2 separate regions of the Homo sapiens genome follow, and region 1 is linked to region 2. Evidence: chromatin loops called from intact Hi-C (ENCODE). Cell type or tissue: PC-9. All regions are shown on one strand. Each heading gives the region's core, and the rest is flanking DNA. Links, peaks and the distances in the headings are about the cores only. Region 1 overlaps CYFIP2 (cytoplasmic FMR1 interacting protein 2). Region 2 overlaps ADAM19 (ADAM metallopeptidase domain 19).

What was found. Peaks named below come from ENCODE experiments on the same cell type or tissue, not always from the same donor. Only the 100,000 strongest peaks of a DNase experiment are listed, where the experiment ranks them.
Region 1: a loop joins it to region 2, with 4 times the contacts of the local background. A loop is called at or near these places in 7 of 110 quality-filtered maps.

The regions. Positions count from the first base shown.
Region 1 is chr5:157,385,322-157,401,267 of GRCh38, forward strand. CYFIP2 (cytoplasmic FMR1 interacting protein 2) reads left to right here. Exons shown (of 31, transcript NM_001037333.3): 29 at 3,868-4,106; 30 at 5,200-5,347; 31 at 7,512-10,273. The coding sequence ends at 7,679. The region is part of intron 1 of NIPAL4-DT (NIPAL4 divergent transcript); the gene reads right to left. Among named protein-coding and RNA genes, the nearest start is that of FNDC9, 48 kb to the left of the region's middle. RefSeq lists an enhancer at 4,726-5,925. In PC-9, for the core only: no CTCF peak of the experiment used is centred there; a DNase peak (open chromatin) is centred at 5,480; H3K27ac peaks cover 3,962 bases.
Region 2 is chr5:157,546,113-157,562,058 of GRCh38, forward strand. All of the region lies in intron 3 of ADAM19 (ADAM metallopeptidase domain 19), which reads right to left. Among named protein-coding and RNA genes, the nearest start is that of ADAM19, 22 kb to the right of the region's middle. RefSeq lists an enhancer at 10,818-10,877. In PC-9, for the core only: no CTCF peak of the experiment used is centred there; DNase peaks (open chromatin) are centred at 9,329, 12,049, 12,379, 13,389 and 1 weaker place; H3K4me3 peaks cover 1,044 bases; H3K27ac peaks cover 3,315 bases.

The sequences.
Region 1 (15,946 bases), core at 480-8,479, 170 kb before region 2:
CTAGTTTTATAAGTCTCCCATTCCTCAAGAAATAGTCCAAAACTTAGTCATTCCATGAACCAAAGAAAAGTTAACAAAATATTAACTTCTGAGAAGGTTTGGGCACAGGGTACTCGTAAGATATCTAGGAGGTGACAGAGGAAGTCTGCAACATATTTAAAGCCGGGAAGCTTGAGCAGTATTGCATTCTTTGCATTTGTTTGAGACAAATTGAAGTGACCTGGTTTGTTGCCCCACACTATCACCAAGAAGAAAAACTTGGGGCTGGGGGAGGTTAAAAGACAGGGATCCTTGTCCCTTCTCCACCCCTGAATTATCTAGTGCAAGCCATTTTTCTCAATCTTTATTTTACCATCTATGTAATGGGATCATAGCTGCTTTACCTGCCTTTCTTGTTATCACGAGCAAATAATAGAAGCATAAGAATTCAAAAAACATTGAGGTTTTTGAGAAGGAATATTGTTACATATTCCTTCTCAAAGTTATAGAGAAGGAATATTGATGATTCCGGCACAGCTTCACAAATGTTTTCTCTATCCCCTTGTTAAACTCACATAAGAAGGGCAGAAAGAGAAATACTCCCCACCGAGGGGAATAGAAAAGAAATGGATAAAAGCTATGTTAAACACTCCCCTCCCTACATAACACCAAACTGCAAATTGAGGGTATTTGCAGGAAGCGAGCTATAAAGCACATTTTCAAAGCAAAGAGAAAATGATAGACATACCAAAAGACAAGATGTGAAAGAAAACTCACAACATAAAAAAATACAATGTTAACACACACGGAAAAGTATCTGGCCTTACCAGTAATCAGTGAAATGCACATTCAAAGAATGAGGTAAAATTTTTAAAATTTTTCATCTCAAGTTGATGAAGACTATTTCTGAATGGAATAATTTTATTATTATTATTGAGACAGGGTCTTTGCCTGTCACCCAAGCTGGAGTGCAGTGGTGTGATCACAGCTCACTGCAGCCTCAGCCTCCCAGGCTCAAGCAATCTTCCTGCCTCAGCCTCCCGAGAAGCTGGGATGACAGGCGCACAACACCATACCTGGATAATTTTTTTTTTATTTTTATAGAGATGAGGTGTCACTATGTTGCCCAGTCTGGGATACAGGAGTATTCATGAGGGTACAAGGAACAGGCTTCACACAGGTAGATGCACACGGATCAACTTTCCTTGAGAATAGTTTGCCACTGTATAGCAGATGCCTTTTACAATATTTATACTCATTGACCCTTCAGTTACTAAGTATTCATCCTAACAAAATGCTCAGCGGTAGCTCACACGATGTTATGTATAAGGATGGTGGGCTGGGCATGGTGGCTCACACCTGGAATCCCAGCACTTTGGGAGGCCAAGGTGGGTGGATCATGTGAGGTCAGGAGTTCAAGACCAGCCTGGCCAACGTGGTGAAACCCCATCTCTACTAAAAATGCAAAAATTAGTCGGGCGTGGTGGCCCACGCCTGTGATCCCAGATACTCAGGAGGCTGAGGCAGGAGAATGGCTCGAACCCGGGAGGTGGAGGTTGCAGTAAGCCGAGATTGCGCCACTGCACTCTGGCCTGGACAGCAGAGTGAGACTCTGTCTCGAAGATTTAAAAAAAAAAAAAAAAAAAAGGATGGTGTCTTTAGAATTGTTCATAATTGTGAGTTTGTAAACAATTTAAGATAACCAAGTATATACGACTAAATGAATTATATCAATGACCATTAAATGTAGTCATTCCTTCACAATATTGAAAGAAATAAGTTGAAGTTACTGATATATTAAGAAAAAAGCAACATAGTAATATGACTCAAATTGTTAAATATACATGTATACATTCACATACCTAAACAAATCATACATATTTTAAGAATGCTCATCTCTGGGTAATGAGGTTTATGAAATATTTTTATTTTCTTAGAACTTTTTTTTTCTTTTTTCCTAACCACTAGGCCACCAGGAAAGGACAAACACTTTTCAAAGGAAAGGGAGAAAGCTCCTGTGTCATTCAAGGCCCTTTTCATTGGCTGTAGTGGGTGGGGGGCACCAGAGTTCAAAGTCTGTCTGCAGATTGATAACCTCAGTTGCCAGTTTTTCTATTCCCCCTTCCAGGACTGTCTGACCCTGAGGACTGATTCAAATTAACCAAATGCACAGTAGATTAATTAGTAAACCAGAACTTTGCATTAATTTGCAAAATATTCATGGCTTGAGAACAAATTGGGGTCTTTTATTTACTGAGCGTCTCCCCTGTACCAGACATTCTCTTTCTGAAATGGGGAGCCCTTTCTGGGGCCAAATAGAACAGAGTAAGAACAAATAAAGAGAATACAAACAGACTCAAACACAGGCTCAGGATTTTTTTTTTTTTTTTAACACAAGAGATATTTTTAGCTAACTATGGCAATCTGAGCAGTTCCCTCTCTGCTCCCAAGCTGTTCCTGCCAATGAAATCAGGATGAGTCACCGGGAATCAGGGTTCCCTCTCCTTCGTGTTTAAAACACACATTGGCAAGCTACTTCTCCAATTCATCTTTTTCCTAGATTTCTTTCAGTTGGTAGTTGTCATGACAACTACACTCATGGTCCACATTTATAAGAGACTCCTGCATTGGTGTCTCCTGATTTCCTTCCCTTCATGGATTCACTTAAAAGTCACCCTCTCTTCCTGGGGGCCTCCAGGGAGTGAGCTTCCGGGGTAGGTCAGGCAGGTGCCTCCCAGCCACCCTGTAAAATGGCTCCTTGGTGAAACCTCCCACTGGGGAGCTGATCCCATAAGTCCCCTTCTGTGGATCTCTCAGTGTGAGAAGCCTGCCTTTTTTAGCTTTGTTCACAGATTTGGAGACCTTACTTTAACCTCAGATTTTAACATTTACCTTACTTTGCAGATAGCTTTCAGGACCTCTACCCCTACATGTTTTGACTCATAACATGTGTAGTAATGTGTTTTGACATCTAGTCTGTCTAGCCAGCTGCTTATTAGATATGCAGTAGCCAGAACCCAGATGAAAAGCCAGTTTACATTATTAATAGAGGTCATTTGTAACTGTCAAAGAAGCACTTCTAGAGGAAATAATTATCTGAAATCATGGGCAAGTTTTAAAAGTAACATATGCTCATTGTAGCACATTCAACTGTACAGAAGTATTTAAAGTCAAGAGTGACAATCCCACTCACTACTCCAAGCCCATCTGTTCCCACAACTGATGTTAGTCCTTCTAAAATATGCTTTACACACACACATCACACATACTTTCATCTGTGTGATTGTACATTGTCAATGTTTTTAAGTAGAATTGTAGTATACATTCATTTCTGCAATTTGTTCTATTTACTTTACAACTTAACCAATAGATCTAGACTACTGGGTCAAGTGTGAGCTTTAACACTCACTGGCTGCCTCTCTGAACCTTAGTTTCTTCGTCTGTAAAATGGGGAGAGTAATGGCATCTACCTCATGGGATGGAATGGACTCAATACCTATCAAGTGCTTAGAACAGGGCCTGCTTTATTACCCACACTCAGAAAGCATAAGCTAGTAGTAATTATAGTAGAAGCAGTAGTACTACTAGTAGTATCATGTCAGTCTTTTCAATGGCTATCCAGAATTCATTATGTGGGTAAATCATAATTTTAAAAATTAATCCGCTACTGATGGTGCCTGGATTTTACTTAACACCAGTAAGACTTACCATGAAACTTCCCTGCTGTTGCATTCAGGATCATCAATTTTGTGCCCTGCTCTGAACAAGACCAGTTCTGGTGAACCAATTTCAGGTGCAGCCAGCTCCAGAGTTCGGGAATCTGTGGTGGGAGGTGGCAGATGGGCTCTAAGATGTGGATAGAAGGTGTATGTGCCCTTCTGTTTCCAGCAAATCGCCATTGCTCGCGAGGGTGACCTCCTGACCAAGGAGCGGCTGTGCTGTGGCCTGTCCATGTTCGAGGTCATCCTGACCCGCATTCGGAGCTACCTGCAGGACCCCATCTGGCGGGGCCCACCGCCCACCAATGGCGTCATGCACGTCGATGAGTGTGTGGAGTTCCACCGGCTGTGGAGCGCCATGCAGTTCGTGTACTGCATCCCTGTGGGAACCAACGAGTTCACAGCTGAGTGAGTACCCCCCAGAGAAGGCAGGGTTACCCCCAACCTGCCTGTGCTCCTGCAAGTCATGGGGCTGCCAGAGTTCAGCCAGAAACGTGGGCAGGGGGTGGGGGTGGTTGGCCAACAACTACTTTGTTGAGTGTGTTGAGCTGACTGCATTGGCAAGAAAGAGCCCAGTAAGGGTTTGATAGTAAGACCCTCACTGCCTGCCTCACCCCCACTACACTGTACTACTGGAAAATGAGGAGCCTTTAGGAGTCCTTAGAGCAGACAGCAGAGCTAGTTCTTCCTGCCCTCACCCAGCTACATGTCTAGGACAGAGTGGAAAGGCAGACAAGGCCTCCCCTCCAGCAGCCAAGAGCTCTAGGAAAAAGGCGTGGTGGGGAGAGGAGGCTTCCTGGAGAAAGTGGTGTTGATGAAGCTGTTTCAGAGCAGCGCTAGCCTGTAGGCTTCCAGTACAGTGATGGGGAACTGGGGACACCTGCCCGGGTTGGGGCTGCTGCTTGAGGACAAAAGAGACAGCCAAAGGATGACTCTACTGCCATCCAAATTGCCTAGGTCTCTTGAGAGTTGGGGGCCAGGCCTCTTGAGAGTTGGAGCTTTGTCAGAACCAAAAGGACTCAGCCTCAACCCCAGCAGCATCTGCCCACCATGGCCTGTCCCTTCCCTTTCAGCCTGCTTCTGGCCAGTTGGCCTCCTGGTTTGAAATGGCCCCTCACCTGCTAGGTGTTCTTTTAGCTCCTTTAGAGAGTCAAGACAGATTCTCCTTTGACCTGCACGGAGTAATCAGCCACATACATCTCAACAGCTGGGTGGGTTTTTCCTTGCAAATTCAGAGCGTCTTTAGAGCTGATTTTTTTTTTTTTTACATTAGTGATGCAAATGTAATTTGTGGCCGGAAGGACTTATGACATAACTACCATCCCTGCAACTAATGAACCCACCCTCACAGCTTCCTTTGTACCCATTTTATAGGTTAAGAGACTTGGCCCAAAGACAGGCCTGCTTAGTAGCTGTACTCCTGGCCCAAGATGAGGCTCCCTCCCTCCCTGCCCTCCTCCCCCGACCTCTCACTCCAGCTGCTTCCTCCCCCTGCTCCCAGGCAGTGTTTCGGCGATGGCTTGAACTGGGCTGGTTGCTCCATCATTGTCCTGCTGGGCCAGCAGCGTCGCTTTGACCTGTTCGACTTCTGTTACCACCTGCTAAAAGTGCAGAGGCAGGACGGGAAGGATGAAATCATTAAGAATGTGGTGAGCAGGCTGGTGGCTAAGGCCTGGGAGGTGGGGCTGGGCTGACAACCAGGCTTTTACCAGAAAAGCAAACAAGGAGGAGCTGCTTGTGAAGGCCAGCTCCCCACACGGCAAGTACAAAGATACTATAGGCTGGGGACCTGCTTAGAGGAAGTCGTGAGGTCGTGAGTCACCCACTCATCACCTACTGCCATGAATCAGTTCACCCCGAAGGGCAGGGCTGGGCTCCAGACCGGGAGCACATCTTCCCTGTCCCAATCAGACTCTGCTGATGCCAGTTTCTCACCTGTACAAATATTCACCAAATACCAGAGTTGTACGGGGCACCTGGATGGGATAGGTACTGGCGTGGGGTGAGCCAGGCTGCTATGGGAAGGGAGAGAAGGACCCTTAAACCAGGCTGAGGGCAGAGAAAGCTTCCCAGGAGAGGGAGGCTGTGTCTGGGCTGACTCCAGAATGGCCCGCAGCAAAGAACCAAGCAGCAAAGGTGGTATGGGGCGGGTAGGATGCTCCAGACAGCAACAGTGACAGCAGAGGCACTGAGGCAGGAAGGCGGATCGAAGGGTGGGTCTCAGGGACCCAGTGAGAGGAGAGAGAGGTAAGAGCCACCTCACAAAGGGCTTTTTTAAAAAATACACATAAAATAGTTTCAATGGTAATTTTCAGTATATGATTCAGTGGCATGAAGTACACAAGTATTGTACAATCATTCCCAACATCCACCTCCAGAGATTTTTCATCTTCCCCAACTGAAACTCCGGGCCCATTAAAAAATAATTCCATTTTCTCCCCAGCCCCTGGTAACCATCATTCTACTTTCTCTATGCATTTGACTACTCTAGGTACCTCATATAAATAGAATCACACAGTATTTGTCTTTTCGTGACTGGCTTATTTTAGTTAGGATGTCTTCAAGGTTCATCCATGTTGTAGTGTCCAAACTTCCATCCTTTTTATGGCTGTATAATATTGCATTGTGTATATAGACCACGTTGTGTTTGTCCACTCAGGTTGCTGTCACCTTTTGGGTATTTTTGAAAATGGTTAATTTTGGCTACCATGAAACATGGGTGTACAAATAACTCTACAAATTTCTGCTTTCCATTCTTTTGAGTATATACCTGGACGTGGAATTGCTGGATCGTATGGTAATTCTATGTTTAACTTTTTAGAAACTGCCATTCTGTTTTCCATAGTGGCTGCACAATTTTACATTCCCACCAGCAGTACACAAGAGTTCCAATTTCTCCACATCCTCATCAGCACTTATTCTTTAATAATAGTCATCCTGAGGGGTGAAAAAGTTATCTTGTTGTGATTTTGATTTGAATTTCCCTAATGACTGTCACTGCTGAGTGCTATATTCATGTGTTATTGGCCATTTGTATATCTTCTTTAGAAAAATGTCTATTCAAGTCCTTTGTCCATTTTTTTAATTGAGTCATTTTTGTTGAGTTGAAGTTCTTTACATATTCTAGATATTACTTATCAGATATAATTTGTGATTATTTTCTATTTTTCGGTTGCCTTTTCATTCTCATGGTGTCCCTTTGATGCATGAAAGTTTTCAATTTTGATGTAGTGCAACTTTTTGCCTTTGCTTTTGATGTCATACCCCAAGATATTATTGCCAAATCCAACATCATGAAAATTTTTCCCCTATATTCTCTTTTAAGAATTTCAGTTTAATCTCATGGTTACGTCTCTAATCCATTCTGAGTTAATTTTTTGTATATGGTATAAGGTAAGCGTCCATTGTTATTTTTTGTGTGGGTATCCATATTTCCCAGCACCTTTTGTTGAAAAGGCTGTTTCCCCCATTGAACAGTCTTGGCACCCTTGTTGAAAATCATTTGATCATATGTGTAATAGTGTATTTCTGGGCTCTCTATTCTGTTTTATTCATCTGTACATCTACCTTTTTACCAGTGCCACAGTGTTGTTGATTATTGTAGCTCTGTAGATCGTTTTAAAACTTGGAGAGGGTTTTTACGGTCCAGTTAACACTTGATTGCCAGATCCAGGGGATTCCATAAAAGGACTTTAAGAAAGTGACATGATCACTGATGCAGGGGACCCTGGACCTCAGTGACTTCTCCTGTTACTCCCTCTTTCCACCCCCACTTTGTCCTGCCCTAACTTGAACATCCCCTTCCTTCTGTAGCCCCTGAAGAAGATGGCCGACCGGATCAGGAAGTATCAGATCTTGAACAATGAGGTTTTTGCCATCCTGAACAAATACATGAAGTCCGTGGAGACAGACAGTTCCACTGTGGAGCATGTGCGCTGCTTCCAGCCACCCATCCACCAGTCCTTGGCCACCACTTGCTAAGCAGAAGATCCTGCAGACCCTTATCTGGAGGAGGAAGAGAAGCAGGAGAGAGAAAGCCACAGCCAGCCTGCCATAGGATCCAACTGGACAACGTGTGGGATGGACCTGGAAACAAGCACCTCCCCAAACACATCACCACTCCCTAGGGCGGGGCCTGTGCATGCTCTCCCATGACATCTCCATGCTGGTTTCTCCATAGCATAAATGAAAAAAAAAAAAAAAAAGTAAACAGGGCAGTGTGTGCTTTTTCTTTTCTCCCCCCTCAACTATATTAAGAACTCCTAGTTTCACCCTTTCTCCATCCCATCATCCCACCTATCTGTGGTTGCTTCCCAAGACCTCCTCCCAAGATAGACATCTCCTACCCAGTGCCCTTGTGTGACCCCAGGACTCAAGTCTCAGACTGTGAACAGATGTGGCCATGCCCAGAGACGCCAGCCTGGCCAGAAGGGCATGCCTCAGCTTACTACTTCATCTCTCCTGGTTCCCTCCCTGCAGTGCCCCGGGTGTCATCTTCTCCCACTCTGGGTACCAGGGATTCTACCACATAGGCTTCCCAAAGCCCCATTCTAACTCCCCTCTCTCAGGGAAGCCCTAGAGAGAGGTCCAAAAAGCATTCACAGCTGTATCACACTCTATGCAGGTGGGGTAGGAGACTGATCAGGCCTGCTGTGGGGAAGCAGTATGTATGAACACAGCCAGAAATGTCATAGTCCAAACAGGATGCTTTCAGGCCATCTCAGCTGCTTGATGGTGAGATGGTTCCCTTATTCCTTCAGGAAAGGCTTAGCATTGGGCCACATAGGGGAAGCAGCTTTGAACAAATCAGTCATAGCACTGCCTATAGCATTAGCCAGTGACCAAATTAGGGACAACGTCTTGGCACAGAATTGCTTATCAAGGAACATTTCCACAAGAAAGAAAATATTAAGGGGTTATTTCCACAGAAGCCCAAAACGTCTTGGAAACACAGAGGTGAGGAGGAGGAATAGTAATTGTCAATGAGCTTTTAATACCAAGATACACCCCCTGCCCCCAAAGAAGAGTCCTCTTTTAGGGAATCAGAACCTTCATTGTCCTAGAAGCTGAAAGATTCTTGGAACATTTTAGCTTTTACTCTCAACTTGCTGTTCTCTTTACATTCCTTAAGTTAGACTTTCGGGTGTGGCTTCTCTCCCAGGGGTAACATTTACTTCCATTTTCTAGACTGAACCAAAAGTCTTCTGCAGAATCTCCCACCGAGTGTGGTAAGAAGGAAGGACAAAAGGCTTTAGGATATAAATTTCATGTTACAGAGCATGTCATTGTCAAAGGAAATCTGTGGCCCTGAGATTTTAAGAACATAAAATGTGACATTTGATATTTCTCCAGCCCAGGGAAGTAAGATGGTTAGCAATGGTTGCCTTAATCAAATGGTCCCATTTTTAACCCCAAAGGAAGTGCCCACAGCAAGAGGTTTGTGTGATGCACTTATGTCCTCCGGTGAGGAAAGGGGGCCACATATGAAAGGCCCCTTAGGTCAGATCCTGAGAGTAGCACATTTGAGTGCAGATTCCTGGGCCCCACCTCAAACCTACTAATTCTGAATCTCTGGGAATAGGGCCAGGAAATCTGCCCTTTCTACAAACTACCCAAGTTGTTCTGTTGCACATCAATGTTTGGGAACCACTGCTGTAAGGGAATCATTCTGGTCACCTTGAGCTTTGAGCTACCACTAAGCCATGAAAGAAAATACATCATACAGGGAAGAGAGAAGGGAGGAGGTTCCAAGTAGTAACTGGCAGATCCTCCTGTCTGGAGGTACCACCTTCTATTCTGGTTTCTGACTTTTCCTTCTTGATGACCATAGATGTGTTCCAGAGGCAAAAGAGACACATTATCCCAGATGGCAGAACATGCTTTCAAAACATATAAAATGTCAAAGTTCCAGATCCTTCTACATCTTTAGTCCTGTCTGAGGATGGTAGCTGGCTCTCTGTAGCTGATAGATGGCTAGAGTTCCATCCAAATCCTTGACCACGACTTCATGGAGATTTGAATAATCTATTTGATGAGATTTCTATTTCAATAACCCACCTCTCTCACCCCACATTCATATCCCTAAATTTGACCCTCTGGGCCGAGTCACATTACCTTCAGGAGACTTGATCCCAGTAGACTGAGGTCTTCCCTTTCAGCAGAAAGATTTCATTTCCCTGGCTTGCCAGTGGCACTGATTTCCGAACACCCAATGAGTTTAATATTCTTTCCTCCTTGGCATTACTGCCCCAGCCTCTTTTTATTTTTTTTGTGTGTGTCTAATAACCAGGAAAAAAATAAAGCTTAGGTTTTAAAAAGTTTTAAAAATAATCTGTTTCAGAAACTGTCAAATGTACCATATTTGTATTAAGAGTTGTTGGGAATTTTTGTACAATGAATTTACATTTATTTATGGTGACATATTTACGCTTGTGATCAAATAATGATGTTAAATTCTTAAATCATATTTGCTATGCAGCTGAAGATGATATTTTGATTTGTATTTTGGGGGTACCTGTGTTGAGTTGATAAACATTTCCATCTTCATTAAAACTGCTTCCAAACTAGTAAAACCAGCAACTTGGTCTTGATTCCTGGTTCTATTCTAATCCTCATTGACCTGTAGAAGGCCATATTAAAACTAATTACTAAGCAAACAACCTAAAACAGAATCAAAGAAAAATATAGGTTAATGCACAATAAACTAATGGCTTTGCTTGCTTTCCCACGTGGGGGATTACATCTTTAACAAATTGAGCCTCACATTTCACATAGCACAAGCTTTCCTAAAGGTCATCCACTAAGATGAGTCCTAGGGCTGTTTCCTCTTCTGTCAAGTTGGACAAGTTGATCTCTTCTAGCTCTGATATCCTGATTCTAGGTAATTTCCCACTGGTGCACTTTGAGGGGTCTACTTCACACACTCAAAGTCTTTCTCAACGTATGTCATCACCTCATAAAATTGCCATCACAAGGAGTCATATTTGAGCTAGTGTAGTGGGAGGGCTATTAGCTATTAGATGCTCAGTGAAAAAAGGGTTCCAAAGAAGATAAATTTGGGGAACACTTCATGATCTTTCCCTTCGAAGATCCATAAGACTCTGAGGAGTGCTGCAGAACCTTATCAGTCTAGATCAACACCCTATCTCCTAGATGGTTTTATTAGTCTGTTTTCACACGGGGATAAAGACATACCCAAGACTGGGAAGAAAGAGGTTTAATTGGACTTACAGTTGGACATGGCCAGGGAGGCCTCAGAATCATGGCAGGAGGGGAAAGGCACTTCTTACATGGCAGTAGCAAGAGAAAAACGAGGAAAAGGCTAAAGCGGAAACCCCTAATAAACCCATCAGATCTCATGAGACTTATTCACTATCATGAGAACAACATGGGAAAGACGGGTCCCCATGATTCAATTACCTCCCCCTGGGTCCCTCCCACAACACGTGGGAATTCTGGGAGATACAAGTTGAGATTCGGGTGGGGACACAGACAAGCCATATCCTTCTGCCCCTGGCCCCTCCAAATCTCATGTCCTCACCTTTCAAAACAAATCATGCCTTCCCAACAGTCCCCCAAAGTCTTAACTAATTTCAGCATTAACCCAAAAGTCCATTGTCCAAAGTCACATCTGAAACAAGACAAGTCCCTTCTGCCTACGAGTCTGTAAAATGAAAAGCAAGCTAGTTACTTCCTAAATACAATGGGGGTACAGGTATTGGGTAGATACAGCCATTCCAAATGGGAGAAATTGGCCAAAACACAGGGGTTACAGGCCCCATGCAAGTCAAAATCCAGCAGAGTGGTCAAATTTTAAAAATCCAAATTGAGCTCCTTTGACTCCAGGTCTCACATCCAGGTCACACTGATGCAAGAGGTGGGATCCCTGGTCTTGGGCAACTCCACCCCTGTAGCTTTGCAGGGTACAGCCTCCCTCCTGGCTGCTTTCATGGGCTGATATTGAGTGTCTACAGCTTTTCCATGTGCACAGTACAAGCTGTTGGTGGATCTACCATTCTGGGGTCTGGAGGATGGTAGCTCTCTTCTCACAACTCCACTAGGCAGTGCCCCAGTAGGGACTCGGTGTGGCAGCTCCAACCCATTTCCCTTCCGCATTGCCCTAGCAGAAGCTCCTTGAGGGTCCCACTCCTGCAGCAAACTTTTGCCTAGGCATCCAAGAGTTTCCCATATGTCTTCTGAAATCTAGGTGGAAGTCACCAAACCTCAGTTCTTGACTTCTGTGCTCCCTCAGGCTCAACACTATGTGGAAGCTGCCAAGGCTTAGGGCTTCCACCCTCTGAAGCCACAGCCGAGCTCTACATTGGCCCCTTTCAGCCATGGCTGGAGTGGCTGGGACACAGGGCATCAAGTCCCTAGGCTGCACACAGCACAGGGACCCTGTGTTCCAGCCCATGAAACCACTTTTTCCTTCTGGGCCTCTGAGCCTGTGATGGGAGGGGCTGCCGTGAAGGTCTCTGACATGGCCTGGAGACATTTTCCTCATGGTCTTGGGGATTAACATTAGGCTCCTTGCTACTTATGCAAATTGCTGCAGCTGGCTTCAATTTCTCCTCAAAAAATGGGTTTTTCTTTTCTACTGCTTTGTGAGGCTGCAAATTTTCTGAACTTTTATGCTTTTACCCTTTTAAAATGGAATGCTTTTAACCCCACCCAAGGTACCTTTTGAATGCTTTGCTGCTTAGAAATTTCTTCCACCAGATACCCTAAATCGTCTCTCTCAAGTTGAAAGTTCCACAAATCTCTAGGGCAGGGGCAAAATGCCACCAGTCTCTTTGCTGAAACATAACAAGAGTCACCTTTGCTCCCAAGAAGTTTGTCATCTCCTTCTCAGACCACCTCAGCCTGGACCTTATTGCTCATATCACTATCAACATTTTTGTCCAAGCTATTCAAGTATCTAGGAGGTTCCAAACTTTCCCACATTATCCTGTCTTCTGAGTCCTCCAAACTGTTCCAACGTCTGCCTGTTACCCAGTTCCAAAGTCATTTCCACATTTTTGGGTATCTTTTCAGCAATGCCCCACTCCCACTACTAATTTACTGTATTAGTCAGTTTTCACACTGCTTGCTGATAAAGACATATCCGAGACTGAAAAGAAAAAGAGGTTTAATTGGACTTACAGTTCCACTTGGCTGGGGAGCCCTCAGAATCATGGCAGGAGGCAAAAGGCACTTCTTACATGGTGGCAGCAAGGGAAAAATGAGGAAGAAGCAAAAGCAGAAACCCCTGATAAATGCATCAGATCTTCTGAGACTTATTCACTATCAAGAGAACAGCAGGGGAAAGACTGGCCCCCATAATTCAATTACTTCCCACTGGGTCCCTCCCACAACATGGGGGAATTCTAGGAGATACAATTCAAGTTGAGATTTGGGTGGGGACACAGCCAAACCATATCAATGGCCATTACCTTGGAAACCCCTTTCTCTGCAAGGTTAATCATCCTCTCTTGGAACACACTTTGAAAAACATTTGCCTAAGGGTATGCAAATTCATGGTAAGATTTTTTTTTAATTCCCACAGGAGGAGGACCACTGACATGCAGGAAATTATGATATGAGGGCACAATTAGAGAAGCAAGGGCCTGACAAATTATTGAAAGATTTCAAATGGGAAGAGGAAGCATTTTGACAGTGGGATAGAATACCATAACTGGGGGTACAAGTGTGCCAGGGCTGTCATAACAAATACTACAAACCAAGTGGTTTAAGCAACAGAAATTCTTTCTCTCACAGTTCTAGGAGCTGGACATCGATGATCAAGGTGTCAGCAGAGTTGGTTTCTTTCCCCAGGGTCTCTCTTCTTGGTTTGTGGGTGACTTATCTTTCTCCCTGTGTTTTCACATGGTCTTCAACTCATGTGTCTTAACCTTTTTTTGTGTTGTGTGTGTGTTTTTTGAGACAGAGTCTCACTCTGTCGCCCAGGCTGGAGTGCAGCGGTGGGATCTTGGCTCACTACAACCTCCACCTTCTGCCTCCACCAGGCAGAGAAGCAATTCTCTGCCTCAGCCTCCCAAGTAGCTGGGATTACAGGTGCCCACCACCACACCCAGCTAATTTTTGTGTTTTTAGTAGAGACAGGGTTTCACCATCTTGGCTGGGCTAGTCTTGAACTCCTGACCTCGTGATCCACCCACCTTGGCCTCCCAAAGTGCTGGGATTACATGCATAAGCCACTGTGCCTGGCCACTTATTTTTTTATAAGGAGACCAGTCATGTTGGATTACAGCCCACGCTAGTGACCTCATTTTAACTTAATGACTTCTTTAGAGACACTATTTGCAAATACAGCCACATTCTGAGCTACTGAGGGCTAGAACTTGGGCATGGGTTGGGGACATGGCACAATTTAGCCCAGAACACTGGGGATGAATCTGGAGAAAGTGTGTCTCTGGGATCCTTGGACAGTTTGAAGGCTGGGATGCTATTCTTTGTGGAACACCCCTTGCACACTCACTATTTACAAGATTAGGGAAAAAAAGAGAAGTACAGGAATATGGTGGAGTAGAAAGGCCAAGGAATCCATCTCCACACCTATAAGACAATCACACTGGCAGAATGTGATGTAACTATTTTGGAACTCTGGATTTTATTCAAGGCTTGCAACTTCCAGGGGAAGGCTTGGACAGTAAACAACAGTTCATTTTGCTCAACTTCAGCTCTTGGTTCACCAGCCGCTACCCATTTGCCAACCTACCTCCCATACCCCACCCCTGCCCCATGGCAGGAAGCTGTACATGTGTTCCTGCACAAGCCAGGGTGGGCAATAAGGACCCTGTCCTCCAAATATCAGGGATCTATGTTCTGATGGCTGATGGCTGATTGCTGCTTCTGATCATGGAGGTGTAAGCATCAAGCAGGCAGCCATTGTCACAAGCCACTCTCCACCCCAACTGAAGCAACTTCCAAGGGATGTAAAAGGCCAGTGTCCTTTTTCTTCCCTGTATACGCCCACTTCATTTTTCTCTTTTTCCCTTTTTGGGAGCCAGACATTAAAGATGAGGACATTCAAAAACAACTACATAAAAGGAGGAAATTAGAAAGTTACCCTGTATGCACAGGAAAAGGCACAAGCTCAAAAAAGATCTGAGAAGACCTTAAGCTTACACCTCAGGCTGATCTTTAGCATGGAGGCAGCCTACAATGATTTAAAAAAATAAATAAAGACAAAAACAAACAGCAAGGCTTGGAGGAAAAGAAAGAACCCAATTTCCAGAAATACCATACTTTTAGCTTCCCATGTCCAGTTTTTAACAAAATCACAAGGCATACAAAGAAGCAGGGAAGTATAGCTGATTTAAAGGAAGAAAAAAATAGAAACTATCCATGAGAAACATTAGATGGTAGAACTACCAAAGACTTTAAAACATCTGTCTTAGATGCTGAAAGAACTAGAGAAAGACATGGAGAAAGTCAAGAAATAACATATGAATAAGATGAAAATATCAATAAAAAGAGAAAACAAAAATTCTAGAGTTGAAACGTACAACAGAAATGAAAAAATATTCTAGAAGACTTCAAAGTCAGATTTGAGCAGGCAGAAGAAAGAATTCTTGAACTTGAAGATAGGACAATTGAAATTAACAAGTTTGATGAACAGAAAAAAGATTGCAGGGACATTAACAGAGCCTAAGGGACCCATGGGACATCATTAAGTGAACCAATATACCCATTGTGGGAGTCTCAGAAGAGAGACAAAGGGCAGAGATATTTTTTGAAGATGTAATAGCCAAAAAATTCCCAACTTTGATGAAAGATATGGTTATAAATACCCAAGAAGCTCACTACAAGTAGGATGAATTTGAGGAGACCTATAAAGAAAGACATTCTAATCAAATCATTGAAAGACAAAGATGAAGAGAATCTTGAAAGCAGCAAGGGAGAAGTGACTCATCAAATACAAAGGATTCTCAGTAAGATTATGAGATTCTCAAACTACGGAGGCCAGAAGGGAGGAGGCTTGTATTTCAAAGTGGTAAAAAGAAAAAAAAAACAGCAAGATTTTTTCATTCTTTTTTTTAAAAGAAAAAAACAAGAAGGGCTTCAAGATTGCTGACTAGAGGCATCTAGTACTCTCCTCTTCCACAAAGAAGAACCAAACCAGCAGGTAGTTAATCACAATTGAATAGACTGTCTAAGAGAGAAGGCTAAAATTCAACACAGAAGTGATAAGAAACAAGGCAGAAGAAGGAAGCAAAGCAGCCTGCTGGGCTGGAATCAATTAGGAG
Region 2 (15,946 bases), core at 7,776-15,775:
TGGCACCTGCAGCTCCCAAGTGCTTGGCAAATGCTGACACCATGCAGAGGGCAGGTGTCACTGTCTGGTCCCCAGAAGGCACTGTTTCACAGCTCATCTTCCTTCCTGGAACAGCTGCAAACCAGTGTGGTAACCAATTTCTAGTTTCTCCTAAAAAGCTGTCTACACAGTTATGGAGAAGGGATGTATATGTGCACGCACACGTGTGTGCATGCATGTGTGCGTGTTGAGAGCAGAGAGCAAGGCCAGTCTAGGGATCAGGAATTAAGGATACTCACTCAACATGGCTGCCCTCCTTCTCCAAACCCATATTCCTATCACCATATCCCTGAGAGGCCAGTTTGACCTTTGCATTCTTACCCAAGCCCCAAATCTAGCATCAGTGAGTCAAGAGATAAAGAGCTTCTAGAATACAAAGAGCCTGACATTCCTTCCAACACTTAGATCACTCTTTTCCCCAGCACTCCAGTCTCCCTCCAAAGGAGTCCCTTTCCATGACTTGCCCTTCCCTTCTCCAGAAGGGGGGCCTTGGAAAAAGAAACCATGCTTGATATAATGCAGCCATTATAGCTCCTTGGCCCTTCTGGCCCTCTCCCCGGGGAGACTGATGCAAGAGGAGAAAACGTGGAGACTGCCAGTTTTCTGCAAGGAGGAAAGGGGGGAAGTGAGACACATGGGAGCCATGGAAGAGGCTGGAAAAGAGCCACAAGTACAGAAGTCATAAAGACCCCATTTCTCCTTCAACCGGCTGAGGAAAGTCCGGCCCAGCTCCACCTACTCAATGATATCATTGTTTTCAACAAAAGCCGGTTTCAGAATCCCTAGAGAGGTCCCCAATGAAGCCTCAGCTGCTGGAATGGGCAGAGGTCTCACCAGTTCCTAAGAGACCAAGTGCTTAGAATTTTAGATAAGGAGGAGAAAACAGAGAAAACCAGGGGAGGCACAGATTTTGCTTCTGCTGGGCCTGTCAGCGTTATGGAAAGAGTACAGGACACTGCTTTTCACACAGGTTTTATTATTGCATCCCCATGATGATCCTGCCAAGGTGGTGACTAGGAATTATTACCTAGTCTAATTAGTCCATTGAGTCTAATTACCTATCTAATGAGAAACCTAAAGATCCAAGGAAAGAGGTGGCTTGTCCAAGGTCCCACCACAAGCTAAGGAAAACTCCAGGGACAGACACCACCATTGCTGTGGTTTGAATGTATCCCCGCAAAAGCCTGTGTTGGAAACTTAATCCCCAATGCAACAGTGTTGGAAGGTAGGCCTCATGAGGAGTGATTAGGCCATGAGGGCTCCACCATAATGAGTGGATTAATGCTGTTATAAAAGGGCTTGAGGCTGCAAGTTTGCTCTCTTGCTCTTTTTTTCATGTGCTATCTTGCCCTTCTCCCTTTCACCATGGGGTAGCATAGCAAGAAGGCCCTCATGAGACGCTGATACCTTGATGTTGGACTTGCCAGCCAGCAGAACTGTGAGAAACAGATTTCTTTTCTTTATAAGTGACCCAGTCTCTAGGATTCTGTTTTGCCAATGCAAAATGAATTAAGACAACTATCCTGCTACTTATTCAAGCTAGAAACTTTGGACTGTCCCTTGAAACCACCCTCTCCCTCAGCCCACATGCAACCCATTTCCCAGTTTCCATGATTCCACCCTATAAATATCTCTGGAATCTATCCTCTTCTCTTTATATCAGCTACCTCTTCCCTAAATTAGTCCTTCTCAAATGCGTTTTGGATGCTGTCACTATGTGACTTTTAAAATATTCTTCATCCGCTTCCCATTGCCCTAGAGATAAAAGCCCAAACTCTTTAAGGTGCCTACAAGGCCCTTTAAGGACTCACCTCTGCCTGCCTCACCAATTTCTTCTCTCATCATTTCCTTCCTCCTGCTCTCTGTTCTAACTATAGAGAACTTTTCATTTTCAATGTCATTCTTGCCTTTGGGCCTTTGATCCTGTGATCTGTGCTGCCTGGCACATACTCCCTATTGTATGAGCCAACTCTGCCACACTCTCCACCACCATCACACTCCCCCTTTTCTTTACTTCCTCCTATCAGACTTCCCGTGCCCCCAATCCAGAGGAAGTTCCCCTTCCCCATGTTCCTACAGTACCCTCTACTTCCTCCCTCCTAGCAGGTCCCACATTGTTCTGTAACTGTTTAATTATCTGTCCCCTCTACTACGTTCTAAGCCCCATGATGGCAGAGACTATTCTGATCACCATTGATTCTCCCGGGAATAACCAGGACCTATCCCAGTGCCTGCCACATAGTTGGCACTCACAATATTTGTTTAATGAAGGAAGAGAAGAAAGGAATAACATAAATTAGGAATTCTCAATGAGTAGTCCAGAACTCAAGCCCAGTACACTGGGAAGAGACTTGCCAGAAAAGCCAGGGATTCTCTGACTCAATACCTGCCCCAGTTGAGTTTGTGCAAGACCTAGCAACTTGCCCCATAGTACCCAGAAGACTATTCACTTAGTTTATTCAAGGGGTCAGCCAAAGGTCTGTGTATGTCACTGAGTTCTAAATAAAGAAAAAGCAAATCTTAATTGCTCAAAATCAAAAACATCTCCTGGGTGAAATGTAAATGTAGTTTCATTTTCAGGACAGAATCTGTCCAGGGGCCACATTGTCAGCCTCCTCTCATTTTTCTCCAGGATAGTCATGCTCCATTGCCCAACCACAAAGGGTAAAGAGTAGGAAACACCCTCCAATTTCCAGAGAGCCTAGATGAAGAGTTTAATCACATCCTCGGAGCTGGGAGAAAAGAGAAGGCCGAAAGAGCCTCTCCCAAATCCAAATGTATATCCATAAATCCGTCTGCATCCCGCCCACCAGCCTTGCATCTCAGGAGGCTTCCCCATCTACAGAAGTTGTGAAGAAGCCATCAATGCCTTGTGCTCAGCCCCTTCCAATCCATGGGCTCCATCCACCAAGTACACCTCCATCCTCTTGGCTCAGCCCAAATTGTTCTTCAGTGGGGAGGGGTGGGAGGAAAGCTACTTCTCTTCCAAGGTGTAGAAATACAGCCTAGCTTTTAAGTGCACTTCAAGTATGTTTCCTAGAAGTAGCTCACCTACTTCCCTGACCACATGGGTCTGCCTGAGGCAAGAGAATGCAACTCAAAGTCAAAAATGGGAGAATTAAAATATTGAGCTCTATGCCACTCAAATCCTCTGGTAGCCCACCAGTGGAAGAAAAAGCAACCCGTTCCCCAACCTCAACATATCACTCTTCTGAATTCAAATATTTGGCTAGTTAGGGATACTAAATTCCTAAAAGATTAGTAGCACTACAGTTTTAGGTTCCCTTTGATCCAGACCAAACATTTACACATTGTTTTCTCAGTCTGAATTCCTTTCTCATTCTCCATTCATCTCATCTCCCTCCCTCATCAAAAGCCTCCCATCATTCTGCAAGACAATATTTCAAGTAACCCTCATTAGGGAAGGCTCCCCTCTTCCCCAGTCACAAATTCCCGTTCCTCTTGCCTTCGCAGTTCTTTACTTTCAATTCTACCATGTAAATTTGTAATCTGTTTTGGATTATGCTGTTTGCATGCTGTTTTCTCTCCCACAGAGTCTAAACTGCCAGAAGGTAAGAATATCCTGTTTTCATGCCTAGTCTCTACAGCACCTAGCACAGGATTCTACATAGAGGTGCTCAATCAGTATCCCCTGAAATCAAACTTGTAGAATGGAGAAAAATTAGCTCGAGCTTAAAAGGCAGATCTATCAACTAATGAATGGGTTAACAAAATGTGGTATATCTATATAATGTAATACCATATAGCAATAAGAATACTGATACATACTACAACACGAATAAACCTCAAAAACTTTACCCGAAGTGAAAGTAGCCAGTCAAAAAGACCACATATTGTATAATCCCATTTACATGAAACATCCAGAATAAGTAAATCTGGAGACATCAGATTGCCAGCTTCATAGGACTGACGTGGGGTGGGGGAGAATGAAGAATGACTGTGCTCCTTTTCTAGGACTACCGTAACAAAGTATCACAAACCAAGTGGCTTAAAAATCGGAAGTTTATGTCACACAGTTCTTGAGGCTAAAAGTCCAAGATCAAGCTATCATCCTCTCTCTGCAGGTGCAAGGAAAGGGCTTATCCCAGGCTCTCTCCTGGCTTCTGAGTTCCTTCGCCTGTGGTGGCATAACTCTAATCTTCACATGGCATTCTCCCAGAGTGTGTGTCTGTTTCCAAACCTCCCCCTTCTAAAAGGACACCACTCATGCTGGATTAGAGACCTGCCATACTCCAGTATGATCTCATCTTAACTAAATACATCCACAACTCAATTTCCAAATAAGGTCACTTTGAGGTACTGGGGATAAGGACTTCAACATATGAGTTTGGGGGGACACCATTCAACTCATAACACTGCTGATGTTTTTTCCTTTTGGAGTGGTGAAAATGTTCTAAAATCAGATTATGGCGATGGCTGCATGACTTTGTAAATATACTAAAACAGATGAAATTGTATACTTTAAATGAGTGAACTATATGGTATGTGAGTTGTATCTCAGTAAAGCTGTTTGGAAAAAAAAAAAAAAAGACAAGAGAGCTTGGGTTTAAAGAGTCTGCCCAAGCTCAATAATCAACTCAATGGTGTGTTTGGGAAAACAGGATCTCTCAACAAGGGCAGTGAGATATAAACTTGCAGAGGAGCCAAGGGCAACTTGCCTTTATATATCCACGTTACATGTAAATTCGCTTTGACTCAGTTGGGTATACAGTGATTCATACCATCATTCTCTCTACTCTGCACGTTTGATAATTTTTCACTATAAGAAGCTGTAAGAGTTAATCATGCATACACATAGACTATAATATCACACAGCCACGAAAATGATATGATAGTCTCTTCAATAAATGGTGGGAAAACCATATGCAGAAGAATAAAACTAGGCCCCTATCTCTCATTGTATACAAAAATCAAATCAAAACGGATTAAAGACTTAAATCTAAGACCTCAGGCCAGGCACAGTGGTTCATGCCTGTAATCCCAGCACTTTGGGAAGCCGAGGCAGGCGAATCACCTGAGGTCAGGAGTTGCAGACCAGCCTGGCCAACATGGTGAAATCCTGTCTCTACTAAAAAGAAAATAATTAGCTGGCGTGGTGGTGCACGCCTGTAATCTCAGCTACTCGGGAGGCTGAAACAGGAGAATCAATTGAACCAAGAAGGCAGTGGCTGCAATGAGCTGAGATTGCGCCATTGCACTCCAGCCTAAGCAACAGAGCATGATTCTGTCCCCCCAACCCCAAAAAAAAAAAAAAAAAAAGACCAAAAAAACTAAGACCTCAAACCATTTAACTGCAACAAGAAAACATTGGGGAAAATCTCCAGGACATTGGTCTGGGCAAAATTTCTTGAGCAATACCCCACAAGCACAGGCAACCAAAGAAAAAATGGACAAATGGGATCACAACAAGTTAAAAAGCTTCTGAACAGCAAAGGATACAATCAACAAAGTGAAGAGACAACCCAAACAATGGGAGAAAATATTTGTAAACTACCCATCTGACAAGGGCTTAATAACAAGACTATATAAGGAGCTCAAACAACTCTATAAGAAAAAAAAAAACTAATAATCCAATCAAAAGTTGGGCAAAAGCTTTGAATAGACATTTCTCAAAAGAAGGCATAAAAATGGCAAACAAGCATATGAAAAGGTGCTCAACATCACTGATCTTCAGAGAAATGCAAATCAATACCACAACAAGCTGGGTGCCTTGACTCATGCCTGTAATCCCAGCACTTTGGGATGGATCACTTGAGACCAGGAGTTTGAGACTAGCCTGGTCAACATGGCAAAACTTCATCTCTACTAAAAATACAAAATGCAAAAAAATTAACCAGGTGTGGTGGCGTGCACCTGTAGTCCCAGATACTCAAGAGACTGAGGCTCAAGAATCGCTTGAACCCAGAAGGCGGAGGTTGCAGTGAGCCAAGATCGCACCACTGCACTCCAGCCTGGGGGACAGATCAAGACTCTGTCTCAAAAAACAAAACAAAGCAAAACAAAAAAAACCGCAATGAGATATCATCTCACCCAGTTGAAAGATAGGCAATAATAAATGCTGGTGAGGATGTGGGGAAAAGGGAACCCTTGTGTACGTTGCTGGTGGGAACATAAATTAGTACAACCACTATGTCATGCTACCATATGATCCAGCAATCCCACTGCTGAGTATAGACCCAAAAGAAAGGAAATCAGTGGGCCAGGCACGGTGGCTCATGCCTGTAATCCTAGCACTTTGGGAGGCTGAGGTGGGTGGATTGCCTGAGCTTAGGAGTTCAAGCCCAGCCTGGGCAACAGGAGTTTGAGACCAGCCAGGGCAACAAGGTGAAACCCCGTCTCTACTAAAAATACAAAAAGTTAGCCGGGCATGGTGGTGTGTGCCTGTAGTCCCAGCTACTCGGGAGGCTGAGACAGGAGAATTGCTTGAACCTGGGAGGTGGAGGTTGCAGTGAGCCGAGATTGTGCCATTGCATTCCAGCCTGGGTGACAGAGCGGGACTCTACTCAAAAAAAAAAAAAAAAAAAAAAAAGGAAATCAGTATACTGAAGACATACCTGTGCTCCTGTGTTTGTTGCAGCAGAGTTTACAATAGCCAAGATTTGGAAGCAACCTAAGTCTCTATCTGGGATGAATGGATAAAGAAAATGTGGTACATATACACAATGGAGTACTATTCTGCCATAAAAAAGAATGAGCTCCAGTCATTTGCAACAACATGGATGGAACTGGAGATCATTATGTTAAGTGAAATAAACCAGGTACAGACAGAAAGATCAACATCCCATGTTCTCACTTATTTGTAGGATCTAAAAATCAAAATAATTGAACTCCTGGGCAGAAAGAGTAGAAGGATGGTTACCAGAGGCTGGGAAGGGTGTAGTGGGGAGATGCAGATAGTTAATGGGTACAAAAAAGAATAGAAAAAATGAATAAGACCTATTATTTGATAGCACAACAAGGTGACTACAGTCTATAATAATTTAACTATACATTTTAAAATAAAGAGTATAATTGGACTGTTTGCAATGCAACGGATAAATGCCTGATGGAATGGATACCCTTTTCTTCATGATGTGCTTATTTCACATTGCATGTTTGTATCAAAATATCTCTTGTACCCCGTAAATATATACACTTACTATGTATGTACTCACAAAAATTAAAAATTAAAAAAGGAAAAGATAAAATTACTGAGATTTGTTTCATGGGCTAAAAAGTAAGTAAAAATAGAACTTCTAATTAATTTTTTTAAATATGATAAAGGTACATGGAGACATATTTATAATATGCTCATAATGTGAAATGGTACATTCAACCTTTGGGGAGGTATCTGTTGTTGTATAAATGCAAAATGGTACATTCAGCCTTTGGGGAGGTATTTGTGGAGTGAGAGGTACAACTTGTCAAAATTTAAAAGCGTTTTAATTGTGTACTCCATAGGATCCTGTAACTCTACATCTAGGTATCAGTGCTACAGAAATACTTGCAAATGTGCTTAAAGATTATGTACAATCCTATTGCTAGGATTATTTGTAATAACAAGAAATCAGAAACCTAACTGTCAGTTAATAAGGAAATTAATAAATTTTGATTCATCCATTCAGTGGAATCCTATGTCACCATTAAAAAGAATGAAACAGGTCTATAAATGTGCTCATGTGGAAAGACACTGAAGACAAAAAATAAAAAAGCCAATTATAAAATAGTATATAAAGTACGATACCATGCATTTAAAAACTCTATAACTTGTTTAATTTTTCTCTGAAGTTTTATTATGAAAAATGTCAAACATTCCAAAAAGTTCCATGTAAAATCTTTTAAATGTTTTTAAATGCCCATGCTATATTTCCAAGTGAAAAAAAATAGGTTACAAAACCAAGAATACACTATGACCTCATTTGTATATAAATATACATAGGGATTTTTAAAATCTACATAAAATATTAAGTTCATGGTAAATGCTCACTCCCTCAATGCCAGCTATTGTTGTTATCTGAAGGTAAGCAGCCTGATGATAAAGGGGTCCCCAAACCCAAGCATCCTGACTTCTTCCAAGTCCACAGCTTCCCTTAGTTCGGATAAGGGTCCATCTAAGGCCAACAGGGCAGTTGACAGCTTCCTCCCATTCATTTTACCCCGTGCTCCTGCTGAAGAGCAGCCAGGAGAAATAAGCTTGAGACAAAAGAAAACCGTGGACATCCTTCCTGGCTGCACAGGCAGCCCTGGCTGCGGATCCCTGGAAGGAGAGCCGGAACCAGTGAACAAATCCCAACCTCATATTGGACAGTTCAGGGCCTCATCTGATTCTGCAGGCACAGAAAAGAGGTACAGTTTGGCCCACTGGAGAACACTGCAAAGCAGTGTTTTCGAGATACAATTAGGTCAAACTGGGCATCGCTGGAGAGCAGAAGTAATTTCCTCCCAGGGGCAATGGGTTTTAAGGTCAACTCTTCTTAATTACATTTGGAAACCAACTCAGGGGAATTCCCTCTGACTTCATTCTTAAATGCTTTTCTGACCCTGCAAAACACAAATAACAGTGTCTATTTATTGTGCTCTCATAGTGCACCAGGCACCCTGTAAATCCTTTAAGAGCATTACGTTATTGAATTCCACACACATCCTATGAGGTTATTATCCCCATCACGTAGATGAGAAAACTGAGACTCTCAAAGGTTGAGCGACTTGCCAAAGCTTACACCTCCAGGTAGTGCAAGGAGCCAAGCTTGGGATGCACACCTGCCTGGATTACACTATCACATTACACTGACATGCAAATTCTAACCAGGGCCTGGGAAAGGTAGGAGGAAAGGGAAGGGGGAGAGTAGAACAATGAAGAAGAAATGCCAGTGCTAACCAAAAAAGAGCCCAAAGCATAATGAGCCAGGACTATGCATCTGAGAGGCAATATACTGCCCCAGTTAAAAGCCTGGACTTGGGAGTCAAACAGATCTAGTTTCACATCCTGGCCCTGCTCTTCCCACCCACATGACTTTTAGCAAGTCACACTGCTCCACACCTCAGGGTCCCCATCTGCCAAATAGGGCTAATATAGGAATCTACTCTTCATTGGTTGGTTGTGACAAGTGAAGTAGATGACCCATATAAATACCACAGTACGATGCCTGTTATACAGGCATCTCCTACTTTTTAGCTATCACCATTTGTTAATATGTGACAATCATTCCTAGTTATCCTCAGCCAGAAGTTCCCTAAGGGCAGACAGAGCATCAGAGAACATGACCCGGAACTTGGGTAATGTAGATAAGCAATAACCACACAGATTATTGCTCAATATGTTTTTTTCTCTTGTCATTTTCATGCTTGAAGAAAGCTGCAAGGGCCACATGTCACAGCTTGCATCCCCAAAACACCTGAAAACATTTGTTCTGGACGTTGCATTAGTACAAATTAGCATGTATTGAAAACCTGCTTGCTATGTGCCAGACGTTGTACTAAGTGCATTGTCATACATTATCTCCTAACCTCACAAACCCTGTGTGTGTGTTTCCTGGGGCTAGTGTGTAATAAATTGTCACAAAATTGGTGGCTTCAAACAACAGAAAGTTGTTTTCACACAGCTTGAGAGGTCAGAAGAATGAAATCGGTATTATTGGGCCAAAATCAAGGGGTCAGCAGGGCTGCGTGCCCTCTGGGAGAATCTGTTCCTTGCCTCTTCCAGCTTCTCCTTGGCTCATGGCTGCACCACTCTAATCTCTGCCTCTGTGATCACATCACTGTCTCCTGTTCTGTCTATAGTCAAATCTCCTTCTGCCTCCCTCTTATAAATATATTTGCCATTGTATTTAGGGCCCATCCAGGTAATCCAAGATAATCTTCTCATCTCAAGATCTTTGATTTTGTTGTTGTTGTTGTTGCTGTTGTTTGAGACGGAGTCTCGCTCTGTCGCTGAGGCTGGAGTGCAGTGGTGTGACCTCAGCTCACTGCAACCTCTGCCTCCCAGGCTCAAGTGACTCTTCTTTACTGCAACCTGTTTTATCAGCAAGGTTTTTATAACCTGTTTTTTTTTCTTTTTCTTTTTTTTTTTTTTTTTTTTTTTTTTTGAGATGGGGTCTCACTCTATTGCCCAGGCTGGAGTGCAGTGGCACAATCTCGGCTCACTGCAACCTCTGCCTCCCGGGTTCAAGCAATTCTTCTGCCTCAACCTCCCGAGTAGCTGGGACTACAGGGGCGCACCACCATGCCCAGCTAATTTTTGTATTTTTAGTAGAGACCAGGTTTCACCATGTTAGTCAGGCTGGTCTCGAACTCCTGACCTCAGGTGATTCACCTGCCTTGGCCTCCCAAAGTGCTGGGATTACAGGCGTGAGCCACCATGCCCGGCCTCAAGATCTTTAACTTAATCACATCTGCAAAGATTCTGCCACATGTTCCAGGGATTCGAATGTGGTTATCATTGGAGGGGAGAGGGTGCATTTTTCAGCCTTCCACACCCTGCAATGAAGGTATCAATGTCTCTATTTTCTATGCAAGTGCTATAATGTAGTAAGAGGCAGGCAGGCCAGAGTTTGACTCCTGGCTATGCCCAATACTGGGTAAATTATTTAAACTCCTCATGCTTGAGTTTCATTATAAAATGCAGACAACAATATCTCATTCAAAGGGTTGCCATGAGGATTCAATAAGACATTGTGTGAAGTGCCTTTTCCGAAGTATCCATTCTCAGCAAATGCTCACAAAGCAGTGAGTATTATTACTATTATTTGAGACAGCATCTGGCTCTGTCAACCAGGCTAGAGTGCGGTGGTATGATCTCAGCTCATTGCAACCTTCACCTCCTGGGCTCAAAAGATCCTCCCACTAAAGCTTCCTGAGTAGCTGGGACTACAGGCATGTGCCACCATGCCTGGCTAATTTTTGTGGGGGTTTTTTGTTTGTTTGGTTGGTTGGTTTTGGTAGAGACAGGGTTTTGCCACATTGCCCAGGCTGGTCTCGAACTCCTGGGCTCGCGTGATCCACCCGGCTCAGCCTCCCAAAGTGCTAGGATTACAGGCATGCGCCACTGCACCTGGCCAAGTAGTATTACTATGAATACAGATGAAGAAGTAAAACTTAGAAGGCAAGTGACTTACCAAAGACCACCCAACCGGAAGTGTCAGTATCTGGAATTGAATCAGGGTCTCTGGGACCAAAGTCCAAATCTGTTCTACTCTATGGATTAGGATGTTTAAGGCTTGTGTGCACAAGGCTTTCAGAATCAACACATCTAGGCTATTTCAATTTTGGATGCTCTCTGATACCTTAGACAAGCGTATCATGAAGCTGCATCCCTTCAGATCACCAGGCTTATTACTGAGTCTGAGCTTAAGCAATGGACCCTAAGAAAGTGATATCATGTGTCCAATATTTTAGAAATAATGGCATCTTAGTCCATTCTGGCTGCTATAACAAAACAGCATAACCTGGGTAGCAAATAAGCAACAAATTTACTTCTCACGGTTCTAGAGTCTGAGAAGTCCAAGATCAAGGGATCAGCAGATTTCGTGTCTAGTGAGGGCCCTCTCTCCGGTTCATAGATGGTAGCTGCTAGCTGTGTCTTCACCTGGTGGAAAAGGTGAGCTAATTCTCTCGGGTCTCTTCTATCAGGGCACTAATCCTATTCATGAGAGCAGAGCCCTCATAAACGAATCATATCCAAAAGGCCCCACCTCCTAATACCATCACCTTGGGGACTAGGACTTCAACATAAGAATTTGAAGGGAGACATAAACATTCAGTACATTGCAAATGGAGACCCTGCTTATGCTGGGGTGGGGTTGAGAGTTTGGCTTATAAAAAATCACATCAGACTGGCTGGCAATCCATTTGTTCTGCAACTCCAGGCATTTGGGACAACATGGGAAATGCAAATGAAATCATTCTCAGTCTACAAAGCTACAATTAGAAACTACATCTCAAACAGGACTACCAGGTCTCTCTGGAATGACGTGCCTAGCAAAGCACTTGGAATTTAAATCCACTCATGCATTCACTGCCTTCAGCGTCAACACAGCAGGGTTAAACCAGTTCTTCATACTTCCAAAGAACATGTGAAGAAAATTTCAGACACCACAGGCAGCTCTCATCAAATTCTGGTGTCCCCACCCATTCATCCAACTGTTTCCTCAGCACCTGTCTCCCCGGGTTATACAACCTTAGCCATGGGGAATGGGGAGCCCAGCTGCGAGTAGAGTTTGGAAAAACATTTTGAATACTTTAGATCTGCCAAATACTTGGTTAAAGAATGATATCCTTTAATTTCTTGAGCCATGTGTATTTTAAGTGCAATGTAATCCATATGTCTATGACTCATTTAAATGCAACTCAGTGAAGCATGGTTTACTAAGAGCATTGGGATACCATCTAAGCCTTTCTAAGCTGCTCTTTGATCCAGGAAATTGAATTTTGCCAACAACAAATGAAGCTCCTGACAAGAGAGGGTCAAAGAGAGCTGTCCTTTATCCTAGGTAAGATGTTAAAGTCTACTCTTGACCTGGGAGGAAGCTGGGAGGGTGGAGGTGGGGAGAGCTCCACTGCCTAAGTGGTATTCATAGTTTTGCTTTGGGTCTGCTACTATTTCTACCAGGTATCCTTGAAAAAGAAGTGCAGGAATAAGAGATGGCAACTAATCTGCCCCGTGTGTTGCTGAAAAATTCCTTTCCTGCCTGCTAATTCTGCCCTTCCTCAATTCCACCAGTATTATGCAATCCAAATTGTATAATGGACTTGAGGAAAAACGAGAATGTTAGGGAGCTAGATTACTCCATTAGCACTGAATGTTAATTTTCCAGATTGTAGCTTGATTTCCAGGACAATGAAAGCCTTCTCCTTCCCTATGATATCACTGAAGGACTGATAAGAAGTTAGGGATAGGAAGAAAGATTAAAGTTGGAAGTAATGATAGGTATTAAAATCAGTAAACCTCTAAATGCCCAAATTCTGCCTTGACAATTGCTGTTCCCCAGGTGGTTTGGAGGTAGACATACTCACAAAAGAAAACAAACGCCCGTTCTTATTAACTAAACTTGAGCAAATAAGATCTCTCTTTAGCTAACTGGGCTGGAGCACAAATGGATGGGGTTAGACCAAAGGACGTCTCTCCCTTTCTCAAGCCATCATCATTTGGACTTGAGGAAGGACAGTGTATTGAAGAAATGAGAGTCCTAGAATGTGTTTAAGATACTAGAAGACAGAAGCATATGGCCAAAGAGCCTCTGGGCAAAGTGCCTACTAGTTGAGCCATTCATTTGCTTTTGAAGGTGATCTTGTAATAGAGTGATCCTGCTCACTAGTAATGCGGCCCAGTGAGCATCCAGGAATCTGGTTGAGCAATTCAGTGTGCCCTCCTTTTGGGAAAAAGCCAAGAAAGGACAGGATATGGCGCTGGGGCTCACATAACCCTGTTCATCTCCCTGGATGCCTGCAGCTAACTAAGGAGGATTCCATTTGATTTCAGCAAACAAGTTTTTGTCAAATATGGGTTCCTGGGTTGGTGAGGTAGTCTCAGGACATGGGGAAAAGAACATAGAGAAAAAATATGGATTAATGCTCAAATCTGTGGGTTGTGCAAACAGCAGTCTATAATTTCTGCTCTGTAGTTTCCCTTCTTGTATTTTCTGTTGCCTGAACCTGCGGGTTCTGACCTAGAAGTTCGTCCCCAACTTCAAGGTCCCGTGATTTGGGGCACCTTTTTCCTTTATCCCACTGCCCACTATTTCCCAGGATGTCTCCACAGGTAGAGCAAATTTCCTGAGGCAGAGACTTCTTTTGCATTTTTCTACTCACAGAGCATCCTTTAAAGAGGTAGTGCAGGCCGGGCGCGGTGGCTCACGCCTGTAATCCCAGCACTTTGGGAGGCCGAGGCGGGCGGATCACGAGGTCAGGAGATCGAGACCATCCCGGCTAAAACGGTGAAACCCCGTCTCTACTAAAAATACAAAAAATTAGCCGGGCGTAGTGGCGGGCGCCTGTAGTCCCAGCTACTTGGGAGGCTGAGGCAGGAGAATGGCGTGAACCCGGAAGGCGGAGCTTGCAGTGAGCCGAGATCCCGCCACTGCACTCCAGCCTGGGCGACAGAGCGAGACTCCGTCTCAAAAAAAAAAAAAAAAAAAAAAAAAAAAGAGGTAGTGCAGAAAGAGCCTTCAGAGCCTATCCGGGGCCAAAATCTGCATTTTACAGATGAGAAAGCAGAGGCTCAGGGGAGCTGGCTGGCTTTTTGACCAATTTCATATCATCTGTCTCTGAGGTCAATGCTATGTCCACTGTACCACACTGCCTCAATCACAAGTTTCTCCAACAGCAGCTATGCACCAATCTTTGCAAATTATGTGATTACATGTGTGTATAAATATTAAACAATGTAATATATACTTTATTAGAGCAGAAGACTGTCTTCATGACATCCAGTTGAGTTCAAAAAAGGAAATGCTGGAGCAATATGTCTGACATAATCTCATTTCTGCTCCTCCCTCCCCAACAAAAATAGCAGCTTCTGTGTGACTGTGTCTGTATGTGATTGTGTCTGTGAGGATTCATGTGCATGTTCTTGTATGCATAGAAAAGGTCCAGGGTTTGCTCACCAAACAGCAGTGGATTTTCCTCGTGGGAGGGAAACTTTCATTCTTTTGTTTATTTGGAATTGCTACATGTTTTACAATGAGCATGCTTTGCTTTTGCAATTTAAAAACAATGAGCAAGAAATAATCATAGCTACCTTGAGCTTGGAATACAAACAAGGCACTCTGCTAAGTCCTTCACCTGTACCATCTCATTTCATCCTCCCTGTGGCTCTGGCTCTATGACATGGGACTATAATTACACCCCAGATGCACAAACTGAGGCTTAAAGAGGCTACAAGGTAGTAAGTGGCAGAGCCAGGATCTGAACACAGGAATAACCGACACAAAAGCAATGCTCAGATTATCCCTAAAGGGTCACTGTTTTTCACCTGCACTCAATAGAGAAAAGAATGTGTGCTTCTCACGGATGTCATCCGTGAGTTGCTGAGTTGCTTCAAAGCAGAGACAGGCTGCCGGCTGCCGCGCTATTGTAGGACACCTCAGTGTGTCTGCTGCCTGAGCTGAAGCTCACTTTGCTGTGTTCCCCCTCCTCTCCTGGCCCATGCCCCATGCCTTTCCATCCTCACCATTCTTGGCGATCTCTCCATGTGTGAATTCCATTAAAGGCTTGCTCACTGCTATTTTGGGCCATGCATTAATACGTGGGCTTTGATTTGATGGGAGAAGGCCAGACACGGCAGGATGATGAAAAAGAAATTTAAAATGTCCTCTCCCTCCCCCCAGAGTCCCAGAAGCCCTTGCTCACCGCTCCTGGGAGACCTGAGAATCCAGTGTATGGGGAAATGTACAGAGGGAGAGTGGAAACCTTCATCATCTATTAGGGCCTTGGAACGTGGCTGTTCCCTCTCCTTGGAATTGTCATCTCTCAGCTACCCATATGGCTCACTCCATCACCTCCTTCAGGTCTTGACTCAAGTATCAGTTCACCTGAAAGGCCTTCCCTGACTGCCATTCAGAAACAGCAGCTCCCATTCTACCTCCACACTCCCCTGGCCCCACTCCCTATGCTCCTCTGTCTCCTGCACAGCACCCATCACCTGACGGACGGTGCACTCACTTGTCTGCTTACTGTTTCCCACTAGAATAGAAGCTCCATAAAGGCTGTACTGTTTTATTCACAGCTTTATCCCCAGTACCTGCACTGGTGCCTGAAATGTCACAGAGGCACGTAGATTAAAAAAAAAAAAAAATGAATACGTTGATCGAGGAGGTTAAGAACCAGAGGCTGAGAAATGGCTTGGCCCAGGGCCTAGTTTCCCCCAAATGTCATGAGATTATAGAAACTTCAACACAGTGATTTGAAAAAT